2 separate regions of the Mus musculus genome follow, and region 1 is linked to region 2. The links are chromatin contacts, found by POLR2A ChIA-PET in ENCODE. All regions are on one chromosome and are shown on one strand. Each heading gives the region's core, a stretch centred on a gene start or an enhancer-like site at or near the end of the contact. The rest is flanking DNA. Distances are from core to core; before and after follow the strand shown.

The links. ChIA-PET counts read pairs that join two places held with the same protein, here RNA polymerase II (POLR2A).
Region 1: POLR2A ChIA-PET joins it to region 2 with 8 read pairs in embryonic stem cell. The contact joins the promoter of Rpl8 here to the promoter of Tmem249 in region 2. POLR2A ChIA-PET finds 5 or more read pairs at or near these places in 3 of 5 experiments (Patski and embryonic stem cell).

The regions. Positions count from the first base shown.
Region 1 is chr15:76,901,351-76,907,731 of GRCm38, reverse strand. Rpl8 (ribosomal protein L8) reads right to left here and starts at 3,661. Exons shown (of 6, transcript NM_012053.2): 1 at 3,623-3,661; 2 at 3,282-3,429; 3 at 3,052-3,193; 4 at 2,696-2,914; 5 at 1,761-1,876; 6 at 1,414-1,611. The coding sequence starts at 3,419. The coding sequence ends at 1,453.
Region 2 is chr15:76,533,224-76,539,428 of GRCm38, reverse strand. It overlaps Tmem249 (transmembrane protein 249), which reads left to right and starts at 4,432. Exons shown (of 6, transcript NM_001378247.1): 1 at 4,432-4,534; 2 at 4,609-4,762; 3 at 4,973-5,067; 4 at 5,173-5,368; 5 at 5,535-5,620; 6 at 5,914-6,205. The coding sequence starts at 5,017. The coding sequence ends at 6,096. It overlaps Fbxl6 (F-box and leucine-rich repeat protein 6), which reads left to right and starts at 683. Exons shown (of 9, transcript NM_013909.2): 1 at 683-1,104; 2 at 1,354-1,512; 3 at 1,643-1,706; 4 at 2,009-2,140; 5 at 2,232-2,339; 6 at 2,423-2,536; 7 at 2,625-2,856; 8 at 2,958-3,204; 9 at 3,466-3,706. The coding sequence starts at 713. The coding sequence ends at 3,625. It overlaps Slc52a2 (solute carrier protein 52, member 2), which reads right to left and starts at 599. Exons shown (of 5, transcript NM_029643.4): 1 at 234-599; 2 at 1-46.

The sequences.
Region 1 (6,381 bases), core at 2,412-4,911, 370 kb before region 2:
CCTGTCATCTATGGTGACTTCTGTAAGAACCTGCAATAATGGCCTGCTTAGAGCCAGTGGCTCACGGTAGGTGAAATTCATACCAACAATACAGAAAAAGGATTACACTCCAGGACAGACAGGGTGCACATCAGGCAGGAGGTACCACTTAGCAACACAACCCCATAGTCCTGAGCTAGTCCCTCCAGAAGAACCACCCCACAAGAAATACAATCATGTGCTACTCAAGAGCATCTGCCAGGGGAAGGGCCTGGAGACACTCGTCAGTTCCCATGGAATGCTATTACACCAGAGATCTATGAACAAGATGCCACAGAATAACTTGTATTTATATGCATACATTGTAGCTGTCTTCAGACACACCAGAAGAGGGCATCAGATCCCATTACAGATGGTTGTGAGCCACCATGTGGTTGCTGGGAATTGAACTCAGGACCTCTGGTATAGCAGTGAGTGTTCTTAGCCACCTCTCTAGTCCAGATATGACCAAGTTTAAAGCTTTTTTTTTTTTTTAAGATGGAAACTTGTCTTAACTGTCAGTCTGTCTGTAATTTATGATTCCTCTGCATGGTCTGTGACCCTGGAGAGGTTAAGCCTCAGAACTACACTGTCCTGGTGGTGCTGCCTAGCTCTTAGTGATCTGTCCCCTGAATAGGGAAACAAACATGCCAGCTCCTTGCTGTTCCATGTAGGGCACTAGGTATGTGGTTTCAGGTAGTCTGAGGGCTATAGCTTTCAGTGTCAGCACCCACTGCACACAGGAATCTAGGACCAGCTGACAGTAATCTCAATCTATAACTTCTATCACGATCCATGAAGGTGGGAAGGGGTGACCAAAACCAGGACTTAAAGGTACAGAAGCACCTCTATTCTGCATGGAACAAATCTTAATGTGTAACAGCTGCAGTCGTCATCACTCCCAGGGGGTGGGGGCCACATTGGATGTCTAATATTCTCTAGGCAAAAGATACAACCAACTAAAAAGTACTTGGACATTCCAAAAAGAAGTTTCTACACTCACACACTAGTGCCCAAGACAGCCTGTAATTAGGAGTTGGAGACTAGCTTCTACTGCACGTTGAGAAGGAATGGGGGGAAAATTCTGTATCAATTACACAGACCCATTTGTATGGGCTGAGTGGAGACCAAGGCTCACTGTACTGTCACCACTAACCCCAGCAACTGTGGTCCACATAATTTACGTCAGTACCGCATATTGTAAACTGAGCTTCCCAGCTGGGCAGGATGACAACCCCAGCCTGATCTTCAGTGAGTTCCAGACAGTCAAGGATTATGTAGAGACCTGGTCTCAAGTCATCTACCCAAATCCCAGGCGCAGCATGCCATGCTCCCTTGTAGGGTGGAAGCATCTTTCACTTCCAGGGATCCCTCACAAAAGAGGCTCACACACGCCGGATTAGCCAAAGGACGTACTTTATTAGCTCCTGAACTCTAGTTCTCCTTCTCCTGTACAGTTTTGGTTCCACGCAGCCGTCCAGTCCGGCGGGCAGCAATGAGACCCACTTTGCGCCCAGCAGGGGCATCTCTTCGGATGGTGGAGGGTTTGCCAATGTGCTGGTGGTTACCACCTCCAAAGGGATGCTCCACAGGCTAAAAAGAGAATGAAGTTAGGTTAGTGTAAGGGTCATCTCACCTACGTAGGGAACACGGGAAGAGCCGACAGCCCAGGACCTCCCTGCTGCAGATCCTCCCAGCACAGCAACAAGAAAAGCCCACTCACTCAGTTCTTGGTTACTTACATTCATGGCCACACCCCGCACACGTGGCCAGCAGTTCCTCTTTGCCTTGTACTTGTGGTAGGCACGGCCAGCCTTTAAGATAGGCTTGTCAATTCTGCCCCCACCAGCCACAACACCTGAAAAGTGACACAACACCTCTGAGACATGCACCATTCACCATTAGTCTATGGCAGAAATCTACAACCCCACAGAAGTCCAGCAAGCTCTACCTAGGAAACCCCTTACCCTCTGCAAACTGACACTTTGACAGGTGAGGCAAGGACCATGCCTGTATTAAAGCAAACTGTTGACTCAGCCCAAGTTTCCATGGGGTGCACCTCAATATTCAGTGCCTGATATTCAAGACAGGTCCTTCAACCTCTGAAAACACCTCCCACAAATGGGCAAACCCACCTACCAAACACAGCATGCTTTGACCACGTGCCCTCAGAACTTATCCTATGCAAGGATGAGGTTAGCAGATCCTAAGATGTTTCCAAGTAACTAAACAAGAGATAAGTCATGGCCCCTTTTCACTGACTTGAACATCTTTTAACAGCCACTACTGGTCCTATCTTTTCTAAAATGAACCAACTAAACTCAAGTGCAGGATCAGAATTCCTAGGTCACAGTGCACAAAAGTGTCAAGCGGTGTAATCTTTTTTTAACCTAATTTTATGTATACACAGGCATCTTTACCTACATGTCTGTATCCATACACATTTATACAGTGCCCAGAGACCAGAAAAGAATCAAATCCCCAGGACAGGAATCAGTTAGTTGTTTACGAAGTAGGTATTCTAGCACTCTACAACTAAATCCCCAGTTGCATTCTGTTAGTCTTCTCCCATGACCAAGAAAATAAGCAATGTGGTTCTATGGCCTAGGCCCAGCAGCTGGCAGTTCATATGCCGACCACCCGCGTCTTCAAGGCCCCACTGCCCTCCCGCACTCACCAACAACGGCTCTGTTGGCAGAGGAAATGACCTTCTTGGACCCCGAAGGCAGCTTCACTCGAGTCTTCTTGGTCTCTGGGTTGTGGGAGATGACTGTGGCGTAGTTCCCGGAGGCTCGGGCCAGCTTGCCCCTGTCCCCAGGTTTCTCCTCCAGACAACACACGATCGTACCCTCAGGCATGGTGCCCACGGGCAAAACATTGCCGATATTCAGCTGGGCTGTGGAGAGAGGGGGCAAAACGACTGTTAACGCTAAAAGCCATGCCAAACCCACACCGATCCCAACCCACGAAGCTCAGCTCAGCACCCAAAGTCCCGGGCCCAACCCTTCCTTCCTTCCCCGCCTGGAGGCTCACCCTTCTTGCCGCAGTACACGAACTGTCCAGTGTGGATCCCCTCCGCTGCGATGAACAGCTCTGTCCGCTTCTTGAATCGGTAGGGATCCCGAAAGACGACTTTGGCGAGGGGAGCGCCGCGGCCAGGGTCATGAATGATGTCCTACGGGTCAGGGTGGTGTATTGTATTCTAAGGCCTGCTCGAGACGCCCGGTTCCCCGCCTGCTTAACTCCCGCCGGTGCCCTCCTACCTTTACGATGCCTTTAATGTAGCCGTGTCGCTCCGCGAAGTCCACAGCACGTAGGCGCGCGGCGCCCTTACGGTGCTTCACGTGCGCACGGAAAACAGAACCCGCGCCTTTCCTCTGCCCTCGGATCACACGGCCCATGGCGGCGAGTCTGGAAATGGTTCGAGTTCAGCGTCCAAAAAAATCCCCAGCCTCCTGCCAGCCCCCAAGGCCGAAAGCAACGCCATCCCTCCCTTCTGATCCTGGACGAGTGGGCCAGGCCGCATGACAGACCGCCAAGTAGTTAACGGCGGCGGATGGCGGTGGATAATTTCAAAACCCGCAGCGGACAGAGCACAACTTACCTGCCGGCAAGCAAGGCCGAAAGAGGAAATAGACGGGTCAACGCAGCCTTATCTTCCGGGGCGGGGCCATAACTCCGCCCCTTCCCCAGCGCAATGCCTGTCGGGTCTTGTAGTCACATGCAGGTGTCCTGTGTGTCTACCAAATTGCTGAACCAAGGCAATTGCTGAAACTTGTCGTCCTGGGGAGAGGCAGACTCTGAAGAAACCGACTCAAGAGTCTTACGGAGGAAGGGCGGGAGAGAGGAGGCTTCAAGAGGTGGAAGGATTTGTCCAGGGCAACGCCACGCAGAATCTTGAGCTTCCGAGCTGGGCCCAGACGGAGGAGATTGGATGTGCAGACACTGGAAACCTAGTGCTTTGCCGAACTAGAAGATTGAAATTTGACTGGGTCAGGCGGAGTTCCAGGACAGCCTGGGCTAGAAAACAAGTTCCAGAACAAGCTAGGGCTACAAAGAAAACCCAGTCTGGGGTAGGGGGTTGGGGGTGGAGGGGAGGAAGGAGGTGAAGAAGAACAAGAAGATAATGATTGGGATTTAAGAAGGTCACCTGCGGAGTTCTCAAGATGTCTGGCAAAGAAGCCAAAAGTTAGTGGCCTCAGCAATTGGAAAGAGGGTGGGGGCAATGACCCTGGAGAGCTAAAGCGGGGAAGGAACGCAGCGATGCAGGGCGATAAAGTGGCACAGAGCCCCCCAAACAGAGGTTCTTCATCTGAGTGAAACCTAAGTAGTCAATGGCATAAACGTGTAGACTGAGAGGGAGGTAACTGAGGGTCAGGGTCCCAATTGGTAAGAGAGGTTTGTCAGAACTGGGAGATTTTACATGGCAGAGGCTAAAATTGACATATTGAGGAGGAAGGGACATGGGTTGGTGATCTGACACACTGAAAAGAAGAAGGGACAGGCCAGACGTGGTGGCACATGCCTTTAATCCCAGGGCTTGGGAGGCAGAGGCAGGTGGATTTCTGAGTTCGAGGCTAGCCTGGTCTACGGAGTGAGTTCCAGGACAGCCAGGGTTGTACAGAGAAACCCTGTCTCGAAAAAACAAACAAACAAACGAGGAAAGAACACCGAGTTATCGTCATGGCTCAAGTTCCACAGGATGCTGGTGCACAGGGTATTCCAGAAGGGTAGTGGAGCTTTGGGTGGCAGGGTTCCAGGACTTGCAGAGTGGTAAATCAAGCCACCCAGGGGCAGGGTAAGGAGTTGAGTCAGCCCAGAAGAGAACCAGAATGAAAGATGCCTATACAGAAAAGTCTGTGGGAGGATGCCTGCTAGTGCTTTGTCTTGTGAACCGTGCAGGGCATAGGGCCCTGCCAGCACTAGGGTATATCTCAGCCAACCGGCCCACAGGACAGTTTTGTGAGAGTCTGTAAATGTATGTGCAAGTTTTCAGCCCTGTCACACTCTTCCTATATAGGCATCTGCCACTGGGTTGTCCTTTCAGAAACAAAGACATCTTTAAAAAAAAAAATTGTTGTTTATTTTATATGATCTTCAGCCACACCAGAGGAGGGCATCCGATCTCATTGCAGATGGTTGTGAGCTACCATGTGGTTGCTGGGAATTGAACTCAGAACCTCTAGGTAAAGAGCAGTCAGTGCTCTTAACTGCTCAGCCATCTCTCCAGCCCTGAAAAAAGACACCTTATATATTTATTTATAGACAGGGTTTCTCTGTGTAAACCTGGCTGTCCTGGAACTCACTCTAGATCAGGAGGAACTCAAACTCAGAGATCCATCTGTCTCTTTTGAGTGCTGCCATTAAAGAGGAGCACCCCCACCATCAGGCAATTTTTTTTTTTAAGATTTATTTTATGAGTCTGGGTGTTTGGCCTGTACAACTGCACCAAGTATATGCCTGGTGCCCAGGAATGACAAAAGAAGTGATTGGAGCCCTTGAAAATGGAGTTACAAACAGCTATGAGCTGTTACGTGGCTGCTGGGAATCAAACCCAGGTCTTCTGCAAAAGCAACAAGGGCTCTTAACCACAGACTCAACTCCCCAGCTCCCAAAGACACTCTTGACATGCCCAGTGGTTCCAAACTCCCCATGGAGTGGGAGGTAAAGTACTGGACAGGTGCCTCGGACACATTCAAAGGTTTTAATCCACTAACGCTGCATGGCTTCACTAGCAGCCGACACACCACTTGATCCGTCTGCAGAGTACTCCTGTGACCAACCTTCTCCTCATCTGACCTGGCTCTATTCAATTGTCACAAGCTGTACTCATAGTTTTATTGTTTGTTTTAGATTTACAACTTTCTGAGTATGAGTAGTTTGCTTGCATGTATGTTTGAGTACCACATATGTGCCTGTGTTGGATGTCTTGGTGTTGGGTCCCCCCTGCCCTTCCCCCACAACTGAAGTTACAGAAGGTTGTGAGCCACCACGTGAATGCTGGGACTTGAACCCAAGTCCTCTTTGCAAGGGCAAGTGCTCTTCACTGCTCAATCAATCCTCCGGCCCTGTTCTCATGTCTTAATATTTAAAATATGTATTTAATGTTATATATACCAAACATTATTTAATGCATATTTAGTATTTGTAATGTCTTCCCCCCACCCCCTCTGATCTTTCCACTAGGATGTCAGCTTCAGGAAAGCAGGAATTTAGGGCAAAAGAATAAACACGTCCGCAGCAAAGCACAGGACTTAGGAAAGCAAATGGGCAGAGTTCAGCCATGCTGAGCAACCATGTTGTATGTTGTAAGAGATCTTCATCTGGACTTAGCTCTGCACATCGTCTCATCCAGGAGCACAG
Region 2 (6,205 bases), core at 3,183-5,682:
ACAGTCCGCCCTTTTCCCACGTAGATCCAAAGCTTCTCTAACTATTCTAGAGAAAAAAAGAGTCAAGCTTTTTCACCTGGACGGAGACAAAAAACAAACCAAAACAAACCAAAACAAAACAAACAAACAAACAAAAAAACATGCGAGTGGGCAGAGTCAGGGTCTGAGGTGGCCAGATTGCAAAACCAAGGCACCTGGAGGGAGGCGGCGGATAGATCAGGAGCTGCACCTACCATGGAGCCTGCACCGGGACCCTTCTGTACAAGACTGGCAAGCGGGGGAGCGAGAAGCTGGCTTAAAGCATGGTTCCGGGGAGGAAGATGAGCGAAAGAGCCAGTCCTTGATGCTTGCGGAGGACCAAGTCTTGGCGCGGCTAAACCAGACTGGATGACAGCTAACTTCAGGCAGCCGGCGTGGATCGGCAAGAGGTGTGGCTGGCTGACTTGATTCGATTCTGGGCTCCTCGGCTGAGTGCGGTGCATCAGGGGCGTGGGGCCGGAGCAGCCCGCCCAGCCCCGGGAGCACGCCACTTAGCCCGGAAGGCAGCCAAACCCCAGCCAAAGGGTTGTAGTAAGACGCCGGCTAATGCGCTAGACTGCGGCGGAAGTCCCACCCCCGGAAGCTAAGTGTAGTGTAAAGGAGTGAGCTAAGGGGCCACGCCCCTTCCTCTCTGCCCACCCACCTTCCGCTTTTAGTTCAGCTCCCGGGGGCTATGGCTCCCGTGGCCTCTAGGCGAGTTAGACGTCGAGTTCGAAGCTCCAAGCGGCCCGATGCGCGGGGCCGCTCGGCGGAGGACTGGTGGTGGGACCGCCTGGCACCTCGCGGCTCTGGGTACCACCTGCTGCAAGCGGACAGCATGTTGCTCGTGCTGCCGGACCTGGAGCCTCCCCGCGCTCGTGCGCACCGGCGCGCCCGTCGCCGCGCTCCGAGGTCACTGGCTCGTGGCCCCACGGCTGTCGCCAAGCCCAGGACCAAACCCCGACCGGAGCCGTCGCTCGATCAGGGCCTGGACTCTGGTTGGGGAGACCGTATTCCCTTAGAAGTCCTGGTGCATATTTTCGGGTTGTTGGTTGCGGCTCATGGGCCCATGCCGTTTCTTGGCAGGTACACCAACAGCGCCTGCCGCGGTAGAGACTGGCGCACTGAGCGGGTGCTGCAGAGCAGAGGGCAGAGCAGGCATCACATCGGGCGAACACAAGTGCTCCGGCACCTGTCTTCACTTAGAGCTCAAAGCCTAGCACTGAGAACGGGCGACGGCAGGCTTTAAGACCGCTGCGCTGCTCCTAAAACACTCCATTGTAGGCATTACCCGCAAAAGGCCACGCACTCTCAGCAAACTTTTTCTTCTCCTAGGGCTGCACGCGTTTGCCGTCACTGGCACGAAGCCACCTCCCATCCTTCACTCTGGCATACTGTGACCCTGTCACCCTCGCTGGTTGGCCGGGCTGGCAAGGGCAACCTTAAGGGAGAGAAGAAGCTCCTTGCTTGCCTGGAGTGGCTCGTACCCAATCGGTGAGGGCTCCTTGTCATCTTACTGTCTGTTGTCTTCCCTGCATCCGCGTTGAGTAGGGGAGGATTCTGTCCAGAAGGGGGCAGCGTAAGGACAAGAGCACAACTACAGCCGGGCCTTGCTGTCGCCCAGGTTCTCTCAGCTCCAGAGCTTGACCCTCATCCACTGGAAGTCTCAAGTACACTCTGTGTTGGAGGTAAGAGCTGGAGACTGCCCTGCACACAAGCTGTCACGTTTGAGTGGTCTACTATGGGGAGGGTGCCCTGGTGGTGTACCACAGAGTTGTCTGCCTGCCTGCTCAGTTTCGTCTTGCTGACATCTTAGGAAATTGCTGGAGGAGACAGCAATTTCCATGTAGGCCTGGCGTGGACAGAATGGAGTCATAGCTGGGACTATAGGATAGGCTTGTCATGACTACCAGTGTCCCTGTAGATAGACCTTTACCTGCCCTCCACAACCCTGGATGGTCTCTCTCTCTCTCTCTATCTCTTGCTACAGCTGGTTAGCAAGTTCTGCCCTCGGCTCACCTTCCTCAAGCTTTCAGACTGCCACACTGTGACTGCTGAAACTCTGGTCATGTTAGCGAGAGCCTGCTGCCAGCTCCACAGCCTGGACCTACATCATTCCATGGTGAGTCCTTTGCCGTGGGTGGGTGGGGGACCCTGAAATCGCCTGGGCCCTTGTGACATGCATGAGCTGCACCTTTGGGCTGGATCCCCAGGTGGAGTCCACAGCTGTGGTGAGCTTCTTGGAGGAGGCCGGGTCCCGAATGCGTAAACTGTGGCTGACCTACAGTTCCCAGACGACGGCCATCTTGGGCGCACTGCTGGTAGGCTGGGGATGGTCAGGAAAAGGGCTCAGTGGGGACCAGCCCAGGCCTTTGACCTAGCAGTGTTTATCCCACCATTCCAGGACAACTGCTGCCCACAGCTCCAAGTCCTCCAGGTCAGCACTGGCATGAACTGCAACAACACACCCCTGCAGCTGCCTGTGGAAGCCCTGCAGAAAGGCTGCCCCCAGCTGCAGGTATTTATACCCTACTGTCTCCCACCTGCCACCCCTTGCCATATCTGCAGCCTGTCCCTCCTCCCTCCTTCTTCTTCCCTCTTCCTAGGTGCTGCGGCTGCTGAATCTGATTTGGCTTCCCAAGCCGTGTGGCCGAGGCGTGCCCCAGGGACCAGGCTTCCCCAGTCTTGAGGAGCTCTGTTTGGCTGGCTCCACCTGCAACTTTGTGAGCAATGAGGTTCTGGGCCGATTGCTCCATCGCTCCCCGAAACTGCGCATGCTGGACCTTCGAGGCTGCGCTAGGGTCACTCCTAGCGGTCTGTGTCATCTGCCATGTCAAGGTCAGCTAGCTGGCTTTGCTTGGGAAGGTGTGGGGGGGTCGGGGTGGGGTGGGGGTGGTCACTGAGTGCCCTAATAGTCACACCGAGTTCTCCCATCTCAGAGCTGGAGCAACTCTACCTGGGCCTGTATGGCATATCTGATGGCTTGACCCTGGCTAAGGATGGCAGCCCCCTGTTGACCCGGAAGTGGTATCACACCCTGAGGGAGCTGGACTTCAGTGGCCAAGGCTTCAGCGAGAAGGACTTGGAACAGGCCCTGGCTGTTTTCTCGGGCACCCCTGGGGGCTTACACCCAGCCTTGTGCTCCCTCAACCTGAGGGGTACCCGAGTTACCCCAAGCACGGTCAGGTCAGTGCACCGTTCACTAATTCTGTGGATCTTGAACCACTTGCTGCCGTGTCTCACTTAGGGACCAGAGGAGTGCTCCCTGACTCCTCATTGCCAGGGTCCAGGAGGGGTATAGACACGAGTCACTCGTCCAACTCCTTGGGGACACCGAGAGTACTAGATTTGGGCTTGGGTGGCTTGGGGTGGTAGGCCTGGTATATGTGAGGGCAGACGGGGCTCTCTGGCCAACAGCTCACTTTCCCACGGCTTGCCTGTTCACAGTTCTGTGATTAGTGGTTGCCCGGGGCTGCTGTATCTTAACCTGGAGTCCTGTCGTTGCCTCCCCCGAGGTCTGAAGCGCGTCTACCGGGGCCTGGAGGAAGTCCAGTGGTGTCTAGAGCAGCTACTTACCAGCCCGCCCTCTGCCAAAGAGCCCACTTAGAGGGCAGCCAGGTTTACCCTGCTCATTTTCACTTTGAAATGTTGGAGGTTTTGTTACAATAAAGGTTTTTTTTTAAAAAAAGATTTATTTATTTATTATATGTAAGTACACTGTAGCTATCTTTAGACACACCAGAAGAGGGCATCAGATCTCATTACAGATGGTTGTGAGCCACCATGTGGCTGCTGGGACTTGAACTCGGGACCCTCAGAAGAGCAGTCTGTGCTCTTAACCACTGAGCCATCTCTCCAGCCCCACAATTAAGTAATTTTTAGGCACTCTGTACAGTCCTTTGTTGTTTTATTTGAGATCCTTTTCACACAAATTTAGGCTGGCTTGGAACTCACGGTGTAGCCCAGGCTGACTCACAACAATTCACCCATCTCAGCCTCCAATGTGGTAGGCTTACAAGCAGAAACCAACACGTCAGACTGTGTATGGTCCTTAGAGTAAGTGGTTGGGTGAGGAACAGGGTTATACATGATGGAGTATGCTACAGCAGGCATGAACCTGTGTGTGTGTGTGTGTGTGTGTGTGTGTGTGTTAAGTGTCTTAGCTCACTTGGGACACAGTTGTCTAAGGATAGGGTAGACAGTGAGGTATAAAATAGTAGGAGCGAGAAAAAGACCTTTATCAGCTACCAGCATCCATGAAGTGACAGTGTTGGTAGCACGGGCTCAGGTTGTCCAACCACGAGGCAGCCAGGCTACCTTCCAGGTAGTGGAGACTAACCAGGGAGGGCAAGCTCACTAGATAGGTGTGGTCAATAGAAAAGCCCCTTCTAGAACCCTTTACTCTGAGCTTCTAGAACCCAGGCAGCCCAGCCTGGACTGCTCCCTGCTTCTCTGCCCTGCTGTTGTCTGGCGGCTCTTGATTCTTCCCTCAGCTGCAACCCTGGAATTGTCTCGGGTGGGAGCCCTGTATAAAGACAGTGGGGCAGCGGCAGTGGGCAAGCTGGATCCTGACCAGATCTACCTAATTAGGTCCCCAAGGAGCAGCAGGCCAGTGGCTCCCGCTTCTCCGCCCTTGTTAAGTACTTCAAACTCTGGAACGTAGGACTCTTCTCTACCGAGCGCCACTTAGCCAATCAGCTCAAGAATAACAGCTTTTACCCCTTCAAGCAGCAACAGCCGGATGGTGGGCGGGGACTGGGCGTGGTCAGGATCCCAGAAGTGGGGAGGGTGGCTGGGGTTAGGAGGGTATAGGCAGGTGTACTTGTGGGAGGAGACGCGGTAGTACCATGGAGAATCTCCACTGGGCGGGCCCTTTCCCCCAAATCCCTGGTACTGTCCTGGAGCTAAGGGCAGCTCCTAGCTGTCCTCATGTGCTGGGTCATGCCGCCCTCAGTCTTTGTGCTCGAGTACTATTTGGACACGCTCTGGAAGGGGACGATGCTCTTTATCATCTGCCTTGTCTTCATTTCCTGTAATGTCCTGAGAGAGGTCAGAGCTCCTGCCCCACCCCACCCCACCCCACAGCCTCTTTGCATAGGGCCACACAAGAGCCTCTTGCCAGAACTCACTTCCGTTAATCCCTGGTACCCACAGGTGAAGTATCAGGAGACCTGGTGCTTTCCTGCCTATGGCATGGTTATAGGCTTGTGGCTCATGCTCTCCTCAATACCGCAGCGCCGCCTAGTGTTGAACCACACGCGCGGCATGTACCACTTCTCCATCCAAGGCCGAACTGTATGTCAGGGGCCAATGCATCTGGTCTACGTGCGCCTGGCACTCAGTTCTGATGGTGATGCCTGAGATGGGAGAGGGTCAGAGTGGGAGGGCATGGATTCAGAGCTGGGAGGGGCCTACAGTACACCTGGATACTCCCACCTTGGAGGCCCCACCCCTACCGTCCTACTCCTAGGCTCTAAGAGGTTAGGTTCTTGGCTCAGTTGCTCATCTATTGGCAGCCTATGGAGGTCGCTTCTTCCAGCTGGTCCTTTGTGGCCACAAGCTAGAGCCACTTGTGCTGGTGCAGCTGTCAGAGCGCTATGAGGTGGGTCCTGTCCCAAACCCCGCCCCTTCTCCCCCATTCCTCCCCACCCCACCCCCCTGACAAAAAGATACTACTGTTTGCAGCTCTTGGATGGGGCTGTTTTGCACTCAGAGGGTAAATATAGTACTCCTGAGACCTCCACTATGTTAAGGGCAGCAGGAGCGCTGGGAATTCTGGGCAGGGGTGGGGTGAGGATACACCCCCGTTAAGGGGAAGGGATACCTAAAGAGCATGCTGGTGGGGATTCTCTTATCCGGAGAACGGAGAACTGGCTGCCACTCCCTTATTCATAGCAAATGGAATTCTTGGGCCGGCACCTTGCCCGGAAACTCAACATCAACTACTTTGACTACCTGGCCTCCTCCTATCGTCATGTAGTCCGCCACTGGCCACTGGGGGCCTCCTTTAGCCCTGGCATTGTGCAGCGAAAAACACAAGTCTACACTAAGTCAAGTGTCAACGACCTGGATGTGTAACCCTGGGGCCTGAGCCCTGGCCTCCTTTTGCCTACCCTGTGTCCCTTATCCCCATCCTGGAGGGACTAACAGCCAGCCCCGCCCACTGCCCTTCCTCTAATTAAAGCCA